Regions from separate parts of the Mus musculus genome. Here region 1 is linked to region 2. Evidence: chromatin loops called from intact Hi-C (ENCODE). Cell type or tissue: heart. All regions are shown on one strand.

Region 1 (8,000 bases), 47 kb after region 2:
TGCCTAGAGTCACATGTACATGCTAGGTCCTGAGGCTGGACCCCGCTCAGGCTCAGGCCTATGAATAAGGCTTACAGTCGGCCTCACCTTTTAGGCTATGACTGTTTGATCAGATTATTTTATGTGGATGGGTGTTTTTCCTATGTGTGATATATATATACACACACACATATATATCTCACATCAAATGTGTGTGTGCCTGGACCCAAAAGAGGTCAGAAGAGGACACTGGATCTCTTGGAGCTAGGTTAGAGATGGATTTCAATTACCATGCAGGTGCTAGGAACAGAACCAGGGTCCTCTCCAAGTCAGAACTGCTAAACCATCTCTTCAGTCTCTATTAAAACATTTCTGGTGCTCAGCAATTTCTAGAAAAATCAGTATCTCTCCCTGTCCCTCCACCTGTCTGCTGGACAGTCCACCCAGGCCCTTGAACACACAGGGCAAGCTCTCGGGCTCTCTGGCAAGCTGCTATAACCAGATGCCAGCGATCTACTCTCACCCATTCTCTCGTCTCGATTTGGTGACTTTTGTAACATCAGGCTCTGGCCCTCCTGGATGAAGATGTCTAAGCAAATCCGCTTCTTTGGATTTAACAGGTAGTTTAGAAGTAGCTCGAGTTTGTGTATCTGAAAGGGAAAATAGGAGTGAAGCCACAGCACGACCCACCAGCCTTCTTGCTGTGCCACACAGAGCCCCACTCTGAGCTACCATAAGCCCTCATTTTCATACTGTCCAATCTAAGATAGGAATAGAGGTTGTTTCCAAAGAAAGTCTCTACACCGACTTGCTTCAAAAAATGGAGAGACAGTTCTTGACTCTGCCTCCAAATGCTGGGGTTTGTAGGTGTATTGTTTATGAAACAAAATCACCAATGTTTGATTTACCTATGGGGACTCAGGAGCCAGTCGCTGTGGTGAAAGCCTGCTAGCTCAGAGAGGCAGAGAAAGCGCCCAGCTGGTGACCCAGAGGGAAAAGCGCCTTCTCCTTCTCCACACGGTCTTCAATCCCCTTGACTCGCAGACCCTCCTCTCTCTTCCCTGCCTTTTCTTAACTTCACTCCCTGTCAACTGGTGGCTGCTTTGCTTCTTCCCCTGTCACTGACTTCACTTAACTCTTCTTTACAGAAAGCTCTTGGGTTAAATGTGTGTGCTAGGGCTGAGCCACACCACAAGAAACAGGTTTTTCCAGGTCACACTCTCAGGGGTCACAATGTGAGCAAATATCTCGCAACAAGGCATGCACCAACACACAAAATTCATCGCTCCGAGTGCCTGATGAGACCCCAAGCTTGACAGGCTACAGTTACGTGACAATGGAGGCAGAAGGAAAAGTCCAGCTGGAACTGCCCCTCAAGGCTCCCAAATCCTTTCTCCCCAGACAGCTTCTAGCTGTTTCCTCTTAAGTGTTACCCACTTTCACCAAAATGTCCTCACAACCACTTTGAGACATCTTCATGTTCCGGTGGCTAGGTATATGTCCAGACTTCAGGAATCAGCCACAGGCAGAATAAAAGGAACTTGTCAACTCTGGTCTGTTTCACTGCCCTGGACATATAAACTCTTTCCTCTCCTCTTCCCTACGCCAGGCTCTTGCCCTTCCAGTTCTTGTCCTTTATTGACCCCTTGTTAAGAGATTCCTACTTGGCCCTCTTGCTGATCTCCTGACTGGGCCAGACCAGGTAACCCTTCCCACCCCCTATCCTGACGCCCACACACACGGTGTAACACACACATGCCATAGCACCTATCAGACCCCAACCCCTAGGCTGTTCTCTTTCCAGCTCAGAAGGTTCTAGATTATACGGACTCCACTTTCTTCACTGTAAATGGCTCCTTTAAACTGGATGTAGGTTAAAAGGCATAATAATTAAATAATTACTAAGTTGAAGAAATGAGGTATAGTGCTGAATCATACTGTAGAGCACTTTGTATTTAATAAAAAGTTTATTCAAATAAGTTGCTGCACATTAATTTGGAGTAAATATAGTTCCTCAACTCATTTTGCTTATAGGTACAATTTACAGGACATTAGAAATTTAGTTTCAATATTCCTAACACTATGCAATTATTAAATGGGTTCTTCCGAGGTATCTGTTAGAAGAAGTAACTTTGTAGTATTATCTTGTCAACTCAAGTAGTAGTAAGTTAAATACAGTAATATATCTAGTCCATGTAATTAGAGTTCATAATAAATTAAAAACTAATTCATTAACTGCAACCAGCTTCAACAATCTGTATCTGCGGAACCCTGAGGACTATGCTGTAGGGAAGAGCCATCAGTAGAACTTATGATGGTCTCCTAAGAAGAGAGATGCTAAGGAGAATTAGATGGCTGGTGTAAAAGAAGAAAGTTTGTCAAGCTTGTTTATTCAAGCCCCTCTTCCGAGGGTCTTGCTGTATAACCTGCAGCTCACTACATTGACCAAGCAGGCCTGGAGCACACGTGCATCCCCTTCCCTGGATATCTAGAGCAATCGCTAGGATGACTGACTGACAGGTGTGTACCACACCCACCTTCATTTCCTAGCTGTTTTCCCTTTGTAGGTGGAGACAACCTAAAAACTTCACAGCTAGCTATTGCACTACACATGACCATGAAGCTGGGGTGGGATTGCAAACAGAGATGAAAACTTTAGTTTGGTGAGGAAGGCTGTCACTGCCAGCTATCCAGGGCACTGTGAGGAAGGTGTGTGTGTGTGTGTGTGTGTGTGTTGGGGGGGGGGGGGCGGGCGGGGTGGAGAAGCAGCAGCAGAAGGCTGCAGAGTCCTGCCTCCACTCCTTAAGCAATGCTTCTGCTAATGGCACTAGGATGTCTTGAGATACCCAGGGCAAAGAGAATAAACCTTTAAGCCTGGTGGAAAAGCCTGTTTTACTTCACTTCTGAGGCCAAGCCTGCCTGCCGCTGTTCTCCGATCCGCTGCGCGGAATCATCTGGAAAGGGACGGTAAAAGGATGCTCCTAAGCCCTCCTAACAGCCGCCCAACGCCAGGACCATCTTCTGTGCTATAATCGCCACGTGAGGCAGTACAATCACTACAGACCTCACCTGATGACTGTCAACCACAAGAAAAGCAGCACAGACCAAGACAGAAAAGCAGCTACAAATTGTTTTCAGCCTCTCTCTCCTCTCAAGGTTCTCAGTAACTCTGTCTGGGCCGGGCTCATCTCTCTCATTCCACTCAACATATATTGATGGTCTGCTCGGGAGAGCCACTGTGCACCTGCTAATGTGAACAAGGAACCCTGGAGTTTTCTCCCCAATCTTAAGACAACCAATCTTTACCTGGAAATAAAAAGGATAACTGCATTAAAAGCAATTTCTAGGGTTAAAGAGATGACTCAGAGGTTAAAAGGGAAAATTACTCTTCCAGAGGACTGGAGTTTGGTTCCCTGCACCAATATAAGGTGGCTCACAACCGCCTGTAACTCCAGGTCTAGGGGATCAAGGCTCTGACTCTCGATGGGCACCTAAGCTCATATGCACAAGCCCCCCCTGCACCACATGCACACAATTAAAAAAAAAAAGGGGTTCTAGAGAGGCAAGTGTGGTGGCAGTGGGCCTGTAATTTCAGCATTTCGGAGCGGAAGTGGGAATGTTGCTGAAAGCTAACGTTACACAGGGCTACAGAGTGAAACCTAGCTTTTAAAAAAGGCGGGCGGGAGGGAAGGGCTGGAGCGGGGGGGAGAAAAAAAAAGGAAAAAAGGGAGGCCAAGCACTGAGCATGGTGACACAAGCCTTTAAGCACTCAGGAGGCAGAGGCAGGATCTCTGTGTGCCCCAAGCTAGCCTGGGCTGCATAGCGCTGCATAACCTTGGTAATCGCAAAAGGGGGCTGGGTCAGAAATAGGAACAGGGACTCTCTTACACAGCCTAGTTGGGGTGAGGAGCAGGAGGATGTCAGAGCTAACCGGACGCCGCCCCGACATACAGATTTCGTCCTTCTTAGTCCTAGCATATAGACTACAGACCCCCCGGCTGGTGGAGGTGTGGACACCCACCTGCGGGCAAGCCGCAGCTCGGCATCGAGTGAGGCTGCGCATCGCACACCGTCTTAGCACTGGCCATCGTAGCCGGGTGGCTTGGCTGGACCCTGAAAGTGCAAGACGGATATTAGCAGCGCCAGAGCCCCGCCACGCCAGCCCGCCCGTCCTTCCACCCGCACACATCCCGCAGAGCTTAACCCCGGTGCCGGCTGCTCCCATCCGCCGTTCTCTCCGCTCCCTTTCAAATAATGCTCCGCAGCAACTGCCCAGTCCTCGTTAGAGTCTGCCGCCGCGCTTTCAAAAGGAAACTTCCGGGAGCTGGGAGGGAAGGGGCGCGGCTCCGAGTCTGTAGGCGGCCCTGTTGTACGGAAGGCTGTCTCTTGTGCCTCGGCCTCGGGAGCCGCCATGCTGTACGGAAGGTTCGAGCAGAGTTGCTCCAGCCTGCTGGTCGAGGCTGGGCCAGGGACTCACTGGGCTGGCTTGAATGGAGCTATTGAGCCAAGCTGTCACATTCCAGCCAGAAGGCAGACACGTGAACTCGCCTAGCGTCAAGTCACAATCCTCTTTATTTGGTCTTTGATTGCTAAGGATCCTGCCAGGAATACAGGTGGCCTGAATAGAAACTACCAGGTGAAGAGCAGGAGAGCCTACTTGAAGGACACCAGTGGGCTGAAATAGCTAATGTGCTTAAAAACCCGCATGCAGATTTAATTACAAATTAAAGTTACTCATACAAAACAAGGCAGATTTTCAGTCGTCACGTTGAAAACACAAATACAAAAGGAGCAGCAGCCTGGTGCTGGACATTTAAGAGGGTGATGGGGTAAGGGGAGTATATAGAAGGGCTGACTTTAGCTCTGCCCTCTTGGAGCTTATAATCCAGAAAACACACTAAACAGACAACTGCAAACACACATTTACCATCCATGGGAAGATAATGAAGGGAAAACAAAGATGCTATAAGAGAGAAAAGCAAAGAACCAGTATAAATCGGAAAGACTGAGGTCCTAGTGGTCCACAGTGGTGATTCTAGCACTCAGGAGGCTGCCACGGGAGAATTGCCCTGTCTTTAAGGTTAGCCTAGGCTACATTCCAGGCCAGTAGGAGCTACAGAACAGCAAAACCTTATTTAAATAATAAGATTTAGGTGTGTTTGATTCAGGAAAGATAAGGAGTTGTTAATCTCAGGAACAATGAGAAGTGTTAAGTTTTAAGGTAGAAATGGATCTCCCCCCCCCCATGGTGACAATTTTGGCATTTTGATTTCTTTTATGAAAATGTGGTTTTGTTTTAATCCCTGGTGTGGGATATGGGGCTGCTTCAGACAGTTCACAGCAACTGACTATGATGTGCCTTGTGCTCTATCAGAGTGCGATGGTGTTATGTTTGGACTTTGGGAACTTTTTAGAGGGTATATAAATGCTAGGGCCCTGAGAAATGGTGTGGGTTGTTGGTTGCTTGCTGTTGGTTATGGTTGGTCACACTTTGTTAAGTAGTCATGTGCAAAGAAGAAAGAACAAGAAGAAATTACATACCCTGACAGTGAAGATCAAACTTGCCCCCAAGGAACTCAATGCCCCTAAGCAGCAGGAAGTGGTCTAAAGATAATGTCCTTTCTCCTCTTTCTTTTATTCTCTCCTATCTAGTGTTAGGGGGTTGAAAGGGTGGAGAGGGTGAAAGAACCCACACAGTAACCAATGACAGTTAACTTGCTCTCTCTCTCTCCCGTCCCCCTTTCTCTATCCTATCTTCTCTCTCCTCTCTCCTTTTTCTCTCTCCTTTCTCTATCCTATCCTCTGCCTCTTCTCCCCTCTCTCCTTTTTCTCTCTCCTTTCTCTATCCTATCCTCTGCCTCTTCTCCCCTCTCTCCTTTTTCTCTCTCCTTTCTCTATCCTATCCTCCTCTCTCCTTTCTCTATCCTATCCTTCTCTCTCCTCTCTCCTTTCTCTATCCTATCCTCTACCTCCTCTCTTCTCTCTCACCCCTCTTCTCTCCTTCCTTTACAGGTGCTCACTATGTAGTCCTGACTGTTCTGAATTTACTACATAGACCAGGCTAGCCTTGAACTCACAAAGATCCAGAACTACCTACCTATGATCTATCACAGAGATATATTTGTACCTTGGGAGTCCTGGGATTAAAGACATGGACCAGACTTTTTTCTTGGTAGAGCCCTTAAAGTCATTTTCTTCCTATTCTTTTGGTAACCATTTGGAATTTTCTATGCCTGCCCCAGTACCCAAATAATGACACTGAGTCTAATTTATTTATGAATTAATGCCTATGGGGTTGATTAATTAATGTGATGGGAGTTGGTCCGGTGCTGCTGTGTATTCAAATGCTAAATACTGGCCCCCAAGATGTGGTTACCCCCAATGAGCAGATTCTTACATACACGAATTATTGGTTCAATGAAAAATGGCTACAGCCAATTACTCAGGTGACTAGAAATAGACAAGAGTTTTAGTTACTGGGCTGGGGATTGCAGGCAGGGATGATGAGGAAGGAGAGGGAAGAAAGAAGAAGATGGATAGAACAGGAGGTCTCCATTAGATAGGATGGACCAGGAGCCTGTGTCCAAGTAAAATGGACCCTGAGGATAGTTTAACATTGAGTTTGGGCTCCTGGCAGATGGCACCCATGCATTTGCCCACCTACCTGCCCAGGAGTACGCGCACACACCAGTTAATTTTAAGATGCCTTGGATACTCAAAGGCAGGACACTTCTAATCCTCTGCCTGCTACTCTAGGCCCAATCCTGGAAGTGACCAGTGGCCACTTACCTAAAATCTCCCATGGCTGGTTGGCTTTATTTCCTACAACGACCATCCTTCTCCCACCACTTCATCGACTTTTCCCCCACTGCGCCCTAGTCCTCACAACTCTAAGGGTCTCACCCTGTCTCCCTTTGCCCAGCCATCAGATGCTGGCATTTATTGGTCAAACCAAATGGGGACAAGGACCTTTATCGTTTGGACACGCAGATTTCCCGATTGGATCAAATCATTAGAACCAGTCTCCAACAGGATAGGCTGGTGGAACAGAAATTACCCAGGAAGTCATAGATGACAAGTATTTGGGGAGCACAGCTGGGGAAGTAGACAATCTAGTATATAGGAAAATAGATTGGGGGCAATCCCCCGGTAATTGCCCCAAAACTATTATAAATAAATCGTAGTCTGAGTTTCATTAATTTGGAAGCAAGACAGGGGTTGCTTAATTATTATAATTTAATAATTTATATTTGGAGCATCTTATGTGGGGCATAGAAGAACCCAAACAACCTGAGAGAAGTTACCACACCAACCCTCCCCACAAAACAAAACAGCTTTCAGCTATAACTCTGTCATTTTAATACTAAGAGGTTAAGAAATGCAGCTGCCAAACAAAGAACAACAACAACAAATCTCCTAACAATCACATACAGCCAGTAAGTAGTCCAAAGGGCATGGGAAAGCCTCTCTCAGAAAGAAATTTCTCAATGCACTTCCCTGCAAAGGGCACCAGCAGCAGCTGCTAACTGGAGCCTCAGGCACTTCCCATGTGTGTGACAGTGCTCGGCGGGGTCTCTCAGTCCCAGGCACTGCAGCCCCTGGGAAACCAGAGTATACCTGCAGGAAAAACCTGCCTCTGTGCAGAGAGGCTTGGCATGAAGAGAGACTTGGTGCAAAGGCTGAAAATCAACAACACAGCCCTGCGTGGCACGTGGGCCTGGGACAGGTGGCAGGAAGCAGGCTCCATACCCCCTGCAAGGACCTTCAGCATCTGGACAGAAAGATTCCTGATCTGGGGAGCAGAATTAAGACAAAGCATTAGAACCAATTCCAAATGGAGAGAATGAATAGAAGACAAAATAACTAAAATGCAAGCCATCTGTGGATCTAAATAGTCCACATGTGAATCTTGTAAATTTTTCTACTGAACCTAATTCTCAATCAGCCTCAGCTAATAATTTTGAAATTGAACTCTTTAAGTCTTTATAAGGTTTGAGATAAATTGCGTAACTCTTGAGTAA
Region 2 (8,000 bases):
CCTGGCCACCCAGCAACATCCAGTCTCAAAACAAAGAACTGTATAAATACCTACTATAAATGAAGGCAATCTTCTTTAAAGTATTCAGGCTTAAAAGCATTGAAAAGACATTGATTTAGAAGGGAAAGTAAGAGGGTGGACGAAGGGTTCAGTGGGTAGGAGCATGTGCTAGCTAGTTTTATAGTGATTTGATACAAGCTAGGGCCATGGGAGAGGAAGCATCAATTGAGAATACGCCTCCATAAGAGCCAGCTGTAACTTGGATTTTTCTTTTTTAAAGATTTATTTATTATATATGAGTACACTGTAGCTGTCTTTAGACACACCAGAAGAGGGCATCAGATCTCATTACAGATGGTTGTGAGCCACCATGTGGTTGCTGGGATTTGAACTCAGGACCTCTGGAAGAGCAGTCAGTGCTCTTAACCTCTGAGCCATCTCTCCAGCTCCGGATTTTTCTTAATAAGTGACTTAATTAGGGCACTTTCTTTTTAAATATTTATTTATTTATTTTATGTATATGAGTACACTGTAGCTGTCTTCAGACACACCAGAAGAGGGCATCAGTTCCCATTATAGATGGTTGTGAGCCACCATGTGGCTGCTGGGAATTGAACTCATGACCTCTGAAAGAGCAACCAGTGCTCTTAGCAGCTGAGCTGTCTCTACAGCCTCTAGGGCACTTTCTTAATTAGTGATGGATGGGGGAGGGTATAGCCCATTGGTGGTTGTGGGCGGTATCCATGGCCTGGTGGTTCTGGCTTTTGTGAGAAAACAGGCTGAACAAGCCATGAGGAGCAAGCCAGTAAGCAGTAGTACCCTTCCATGGCCTCTGCATCAGCTCCTGCCTACAGGTTCCTGCGCTGTTTCAATTCCTGTCCTGACTTCTTACAGTGATGGACTAAGATGCGGAGCTGCAAGTCAAACAAATTCTTCCCTCCTCCCGTTGCTTTTGGTCATGGTGTTTTGTCAGTGCAATTATAATTCTAGCTAGGACAGAAATTGGTACCAGGATAGTGTGTGTGATAGACCTGAGCATGTTGTTTTGGGGAGGATTGTGGAAGGACTCTGGAACTTTGAACTAGAAGTCATTACGTTTTCAAAGCTTAGTGAGCTATTCTGTGGGACATAAAATTGTTGAGAGAAATGCAGAGGATGGAGGCCTGGCTTGTGAAGTTCTGGAAGGAAGTTTGAGAGTCACTCGAAGACTCTACTGGGGTCATTTCATATTTGGAGTTAAGAATTTATGGTCCTGATTAGCTAGTGCTGAAAAGTCAGTTCTGATTAACAAAAGACCAGAACCACTAAAGTGAAACCTTTGCTTTGACAGCAAAACTGGAGCTTTGAAATTGATGCTGGAGCTGAGAAATGAGTGTTGTTTGGGAAGAGACCAGCATCCCTGAGGTGAAATCTTCTGGGAGGTGTTTCCTCAGTTAGCACTCAGAAGCTGTGCTACAGAGATAGCTAAGGCTGCACTGTGCTGACAGCGGAACTTGATCAAGCATAAGTCTTCCAGGTGCTGCTGGTTTTAAAGGTACGAATGGGTCATAGAGAGTAGCTGAGACTTGACATTGTCAGAAGCCAAGAGAGGCAGGCTCTTGGTAAAGGGTCATGGATTACATTTAATGCCCCAGGATTAAAGGGGCCATGCAGAAAAGCAGAAGTTTGGCACCATGAGGAGATCCCAGAAGAGGCTACTAATAGAAGTCCAGCTCAGCTGCAGCAGAGACCCAGCATTTTGGAGATAACCAGTACCACGGGAGGGCCACCAAGAACAGCAGCAGCAGGAGGTGGTGCTTACCAGAGCTTAGAAGACAAGCTGTGTGGGCTGTAGAGGGCAGAGCTGGAGAAGTGACTCAAGCCCCTTAGAGGAGCCCAGAAGGTCATGATTAACCCTAGATATTGGACATTGAGTTATTTACTCTGATGGAGTGTGGGTTTGATTTGATTGTAACTGTACCCTGGTTCTTCACTTTTCTTTCTTTCTTAGAATTCCAGAAGGTGCCTAGGGGCTCCACTCCCTTCCTCCACTAAGGTTATTCATAGCAATACTTGCCCTTGGTATAGCATCTGACTCAGACACACTGTGTGTGAAACCATCACTCCTCAGCAATCTCTTAGGCAATCTACAGCAGTTGCTTCATATACATACATATCTAGATATCTAGATAGATATCTAGATAGATATCTAGATATCTAGATAGATAGATAGATAGATAGATAGATAGATAGATAGATAGATAGATAGATAGATAGGCAGGACCCAAGGCATCCCTGGAAATTATTCATTGGCTTCGATTAGGGAAGAGAGTTAAACCTAGCAATAAGAGTAGGTTAACCAAGCTCTTTGTTTGTTTGTTTTTTCCAGACAGGGTTTCTCTGTGTATCCCTGGCTGTCCTGGAACTCACTCTGTAGACCAGGCTGGCCTCGAACTCAGAAATCCACCTGCCTCTGTCTCCCGAGTGCTGGTATTAAAGGTGTGCGCCACCACTGCCCAGCAACCAAGCTCTTTTTTTTTTTTTCAGCTTTGTGCATTATGCCTTGAAGAGGGGAAGAAAACAAACTTAAGATGGCATTTCAGAATTCTTTAAAGTCTTCCATTGAAAAAGCAAATTGCCCTGGTAGCTATGGGTCATGCGTAACTTCAACCATAAGTTGAGAACCATTGCTTACAAGCCAGGTATGGTGGCCCATGCCTTTAATCCCATCACTCTTGAGGCAAAAGCAAGAGTTCACTAGTAGAGTTCAAGTACTAGTTTAATGCCTTCCAGGCCACCCAAAGCTATACATACTGAGACCCCAAGGAAGGGGAGAATGGGAGAGCGAGAGGGAGAAGGAGAGCGAGAGTGAGCGAGAGAGAGAGAGAGAGAGAGAGAGAGAGAGAGAGAGAGAGAGAGAGAGAGAACAGGTTGGGGTGTAAGTGTTTTCAGATTCATGAGAGCCACTAGAAGTAGGGCCAACCAATCTGCCCACCCAAACACCACCAGTCTTCCAGGTTTGGTCCTTACTCTTTTATCTCCTCCTAGCTGGAGTTCAAAGCCAGGAATCCCCCTGTCTTGCTGTCTCCCTCAAATATTAGTAGGGAGAGGGCGCGCAGTTCCTCTCCCTAGCTTCTACGAAACGCTTCCAAGGCCTGGCAGGCACAAGTCACTTGGGTAAGACCTGGGACATGTCCTGGGGCCGGCCTTCCTACCTGCTTCTGCTCCTCGTTTAGCCCGTTGATATCATCGTCCACAGGCAATATCGAGTGGGCCCGCCGCGGGACAGCGAGGGGCGACGGTGATGGCCGCAGTCTCCAACTGGAAACTCGCCGTCCCAGCAGCCGGATTGCAGTCGCCATCTCTGCGGTGCACCAGGAGCTTGGACTGGTTTAGCTTACGCTCCACCAATCCTAGTTTCAACACTTTGTCCAATCAGGGAGGGGGTGGGGCTTCAGTAGCCAATCGTTCTCGGAAGCCAGCCGAAGGCCTTGCTGCCCTTGCAACCATGCAAGCCAATCAGCCGAGAGGCGGCAGCCAGCCCTGGCTCCTGTGCTGGCTACCTCCCGTACTTGTTTCCTAAGTGTCTTTCTTGCATACAAGAAAGTATAGTAGTATCTCGTGTTAAGATTTTAATCTTGAACGGCACAAGACTATCTTTGTGGGAAAGCAAGTACTCCAACGCAGATGCCTAATGTGGAGGGATAAACTGTCCAAACAGATCTGGAGGTGTGAAGGTCTGTTAAAGAATCTTTTGTTCTAGAGTCCCCACTGACTGAAAACAGCAAAATTTGCTTTGTTATGTAATAGGTTTTGGTTCCTCCTTAAGCGAAAGAGGTTGCCCAGGATTCTCTGCCCTCGGATTCTGTAAGAACGTTTTCTTATTGGGGTGACAGGGCAGGAAGAGAAGAATGGTGTTTGGGGTTCCCTGAAAAAAATCACTTGAGTGAAGATTCTGCAAACTAATTAGAACTTTGTGATTGTGGGTGTTGGGCTGTTGCAGATTCACAGCCAAAATTATATTTGAGTATCTTTAGTTCCTTTAAGTAGCCGTTTATCTCCAACCCACCTAACTGACCCAGTATTCTTGACCATCAGGTAGGAAATTTTATTTTAAATTAGTTCACTAATCAGAGACAGGATCTCTATGTAGCCCTGGCTGTCCTGGAACTTTTTGACTTTGAACTCAAAAGAGATCTGCCTGCCTCTCTCTTACGAGTGCTTCCACTACAAGTGGATAACACCCACCTGGAATTTATTCATTTAGCAGACTACTAACTTGTACAAACCAAGAACATCTTGTATGTCATCTAAGTATGTCATCAGATAATATCAGAGATTTCCCTGGAGTAACTCACCGACCAGTGTTGGCACAAGGTCTTTGGTAAGTACAGTCTTTGGTTTTGTGGCTAAGAACATATCCTGTAGCTATTCCACACTGGAGTACGTCATTAAGGGCAACCCGAATTTTGCTCATGTCATGGTTATTCGTATTGGCTTAAAATAAACTTAGTGCCTTTGAGGGGAGATCTGTCTTTTGTGTCCAGAAGAAGAAAGACTGACAGGAGCCAGGCTCTTATCTCTTAATCCCCTTTCCACTTCTGTCCAGGAAGGGGGCTTTGAACACATTGCTTGGATCCTTGCTGTGTCTTTTATCACCTGAAAATGAGAACAGTGTTCCCCACTACAATGTCATCATGAGGCATATTCACTGGGCAGGGGGTACAGTGCGATGTAAGGCATCCACTTGAGTACCCAAGGCTTTGGTTCAACCCCAGCAATCAAAATTATAATAAAAATGATTGCATACTTAATTATATGGCATAGCACTCAGAGCCACATGCTCATTTTTAGTTGTCCCTACCACATCTGACTTTTCCTACCTGGTCTCACATTCTAATTTAGCCCCTCCCACAACTGGAAAGAGCTGCATTCTGAGCCCTCCCTAAAGATAGGTCAAAAACCAATCACAGAGCAGCTTCTACACCTATAATCTCAGCCTTTGGAAAACCGAGGCAGGAGGATTGGAGTTCAAAGCCAGCCTGGGCTACAAGAGACCAGTAAAAGCATAAAAATGAAAACACACAAAATCACATTCCTCTTATTTCTACTCTGGTTGAAGTGACTTCTTTAGATATTTTGAGATTGTCCTAGATCTCTTGAGAGACAAGAGAATGGGTGTAATGAAGGGTTTTACAGCTAAGGCTGCTCTGTCTCTCCTCAGCCTCCCCTCTACAGAATGAGGGAACCTTGAGTCTTCGTTACTGACCTCCGTGTGGGATGTGAAGCGTTGCTTTATAGGAAATATGGGCCAGAAGCTCAAAGAGCAATGAAAATACTTGTAATAGAGGAGGCTCTACCACCTCACCCCTATTTTAACAGCTTCTACACCAGTCTGTTGAGAATTTTATTTAAAAATATTGACAATACATTCGAATGCTAAAACAAACAAACAAAAAAACCCGAAAACCTTTAGCATCCCATCTTTTCCTGTTCCTTTTCTCTCTGGAAGTAACATTCGTATTCCTTTCTTTGGGTTATTATTATGGTTTCTGTGAGTGCAGCTCCTGTAGACTGTGTGACACTGTGCACAAGGAAGTTAGAGGGAAGCACTATGGAGTGGACTCTTTCCTGCTGATGAGAACAGAGGTTTTTTTTTTTTTTTTTTTTTTTTTTTTTTTTTTTTTGGTTTTTTCGAGACAGGGTTTCTCTGTGTAGCCCTGGCTGTCCTGGACCTCACTCTGTAGACCAGGCTGGCCTCGAACTCAGAAATCCGCCTGCCTCTGCCTCCCGAGTGCTGGGATTAAAGGCGTGCGCCACCACGCCCGGCACCTTAGGGGCCCCAAACAGCTTCCCAGACATCCTTGGGTCTCCTGCCGGGAATGAGAGAAGGGAGAGCTGGGTTCTTGTCTCCTCTTGACTGAGCACCCTGCCTGGAAGCTGCAGGTGAGGGTAGGGACTAAAGCCTCATGCTCCCTCTGGTGAGCCGCTTTGGGACTGGACCGTCTTACTTTCACAGCATAAATAGCTATTTGCCAATTTCAGCTCATCTCCCAAATGTTTTTAGGGTTCTGTCTTTAGAAGGACATAACCCAGAGCTTTCTGGCCAAGAGGATAAGATTCTGATGTGTTCACATTTTAATTTCAAGGATCAGAGGGTAGAGGGAGGAGAGAAAGCAAGTTAATTAGCAGTCACAGGTAAAACTAAACTACTCACGTTGAAACTTTGAAAGCTACCAGAGCTGATTGATTGGTGGGGCCTCTGCAACCTGCTAACCTATAAACCAGAGCGAATGTAGAAACAAGAGCTCAGCCTGTGAGGCTGAGGAGACAGATGGCTCAGCAATCAGTGCTGGCTGACCTCCCTACAGGACCTGAGTGCCACTCCTAGGACCGAAATGGCAGCTCACAGCTGCCTGTGACTCCTATTCCAGGGGCTCCTAGGCCTCTGGCCTCTGGCATTTTACATCTCTGCACTCATGTGCACATACCAGGCATAGGCACACACACACACATGCCCACAATTATAAATAATAAAAGTTTTTTAAAAAAGAAAGAAAGAAAGAAGGAAAGAAAAGAAAGAAAGAAGGAAAGAGAGAGAGAAAGAAAGAAGAGTTCTGCTTGTGGACTGTACTCTTCCCTGGATCTGCATTTTCCTTCTCTACCCTCTATCCTGTAGCTGAAGTGGGTTACTTTGCTTTTTTTATATAAGGCTTAGAAAAGCATGCTCTTGCCGGGAGTGGTGGCGCACGCCTTTAATCCTAGCACTCGGGAGGCAGAGGCAGGCGGATTTCTGAGTTGGAGGCCAGCCTGGTCTACAGAGTGAGTTCCAGGACAGCCAGGGCTATACAGAGAAACCCTGTTTCGAAAAACCAAAAAAGAAAAGAAAAGAAAAGAAAAGAAAAGAGAAGAGAAGAGAAGAGAAGAGAAGAGAAGAGAAAAGAAAAGAAAAGAAAAGAAAAGAAAAGAAAAGAAAAGAAAAGAAAAGAAAAGAAAAGCATGCTCTTAGTGCTTAGACATTGTCAAGTATTGCCCAGCTTTGCTGCTGCTGCTGGCTGGAGAACCCTCGGAGACAGAGGTCAGACAGAGACCTCATCCTAGAGTTTCAGGGCTCTCTTTTGTTTTTAACTCCTAGGAGGAACGGAGATTTTCAAAAGAGACACTTGTACCCTTGCTTTTGGTTGCCAGATTATTGAAAGAAAGGACGTGGAGAAATTGGAATCCCCCACCCCCACACACACACCCGAGGAATCTCATGCTTGGAGAAGGGAAAACTGGGCCCTGGTGACAGAAAGTGGGGAAGCCTGTCTTCCACAGGGAGATCTCTCATGGGTCTAAAAAAACGGTCTGACGGCATTGCCAGAGAAACTGGATCTGACAGTGCTGATGGGCGTGAATCCATGACCACACCTTGGCCAGGACTAGTGTGAGGGGTAACTCTTGCCTCTACTTAAACCTAAGCCTCACGCCAGGACCCCCAAAAGGACCCTCAGGGAGGGTGTTATGATTTCTCTTCTGTTGCTGTGATAAAAATCCTTAACAAAAGCACCTTGGGGTGGGGGAGATGCCTCGATGGTTAGCGGTGCTTGCTGCAGAAAGCATCTCAGGGGACACAGGGATTACTTTAGTCCACACGGTTAGTCAATCATCAAGGAAATCAGGACAGGAACTCAGCAAGTCCTGCTACATCAAGAGCAGTGAGGAACGCATACATCTCTCCACTCCTACTCGGTCCACAGTCCAAATTCCTTCACACCTAATCAGGCCAGGGCCCTGAACCAAGGGATGGGGCTGCCTACCATCAGCTGAGTCCTATCACATCAATTAACACACAAGCTGTTCCCCACAGACATACTTACAAGCAACCTGATGAAGACAGCCCCTTATGGAGACTGTCCTCCAGGGTTACGCCAGGATTCATCAAGCTGACAATTAACTGTCATGGCAGTGGGTCACTTGACTTCTTTGTTCCCTTCTCAATGTGAGCACACTGAGTAAATCTTTTTCCTTCCTTCCTTCCT

Evidence for each region. Hi-C counts contacts between places; a loop is a spot of excess contacts. Peaks named below come from ENCODE experiments on the same cell type or tissue, not always from the same donor. Only the 100,000 strongest peaks of a DNase experiment are listed, where the experiment ranks them.
Region 1: a loop joins it to region 2, with 2.1 times the contacts of the local background. A loop is called at or near these places in 7 of 42 quality-filtered maps.

The regions. Positions count from the first base shown.
Region 1 is chr2:118,810,493-118,818,492 of GRCm38, reverse strand. It overlaps Knstrn (kinetochore-localized astrin/SPAG5 binding), which reads right to left and starts at 4,490. Exons shown (of 9, transcript NM_026412.3): 1 at 4,184-4,490; 2 at 4,001-4,092; 3 at 503-629. The coding sequence starts at 4,392. Gm38629 (a long non-coding RNA gene) reads right to left here. Exons shown (of 2, transcript XR_866658.2): 2 at 7,315-7,771. In heart, no CTCF peak of the experiment used is centred here; a DNase peak (open chromatin) is centred at 4,362; H3K4me3 peaks cover 2,133 bases; H3K27ac peaks cover 1,292 bases.
Region 2 is chr2:118,857,362-118,865,361 of GRCm38, reverse strand. It overlaps Ivd (isovaleryl coenzyme A dehydrogenase), which reads right to left and starts at 3,368. Exons shown (of 12, transcript NM_019826.4): 1 at 3,195-3,368. The coding sequence starts at 3,341. It overlaps Gm39913 (a long non-coding RNA gene), which reads left to right and starts at 3,508. Exons shown (of 2, transcript XR_866660.2): 1 at 3,508-4,363. In heart, no CTCF peak of the experiment used is centred here; a DNase peak (open chromatin) is centred at 3,431; H3K4me3 peaks cover 1,376 bases; H3K27ac peaks cover 1,450 bases.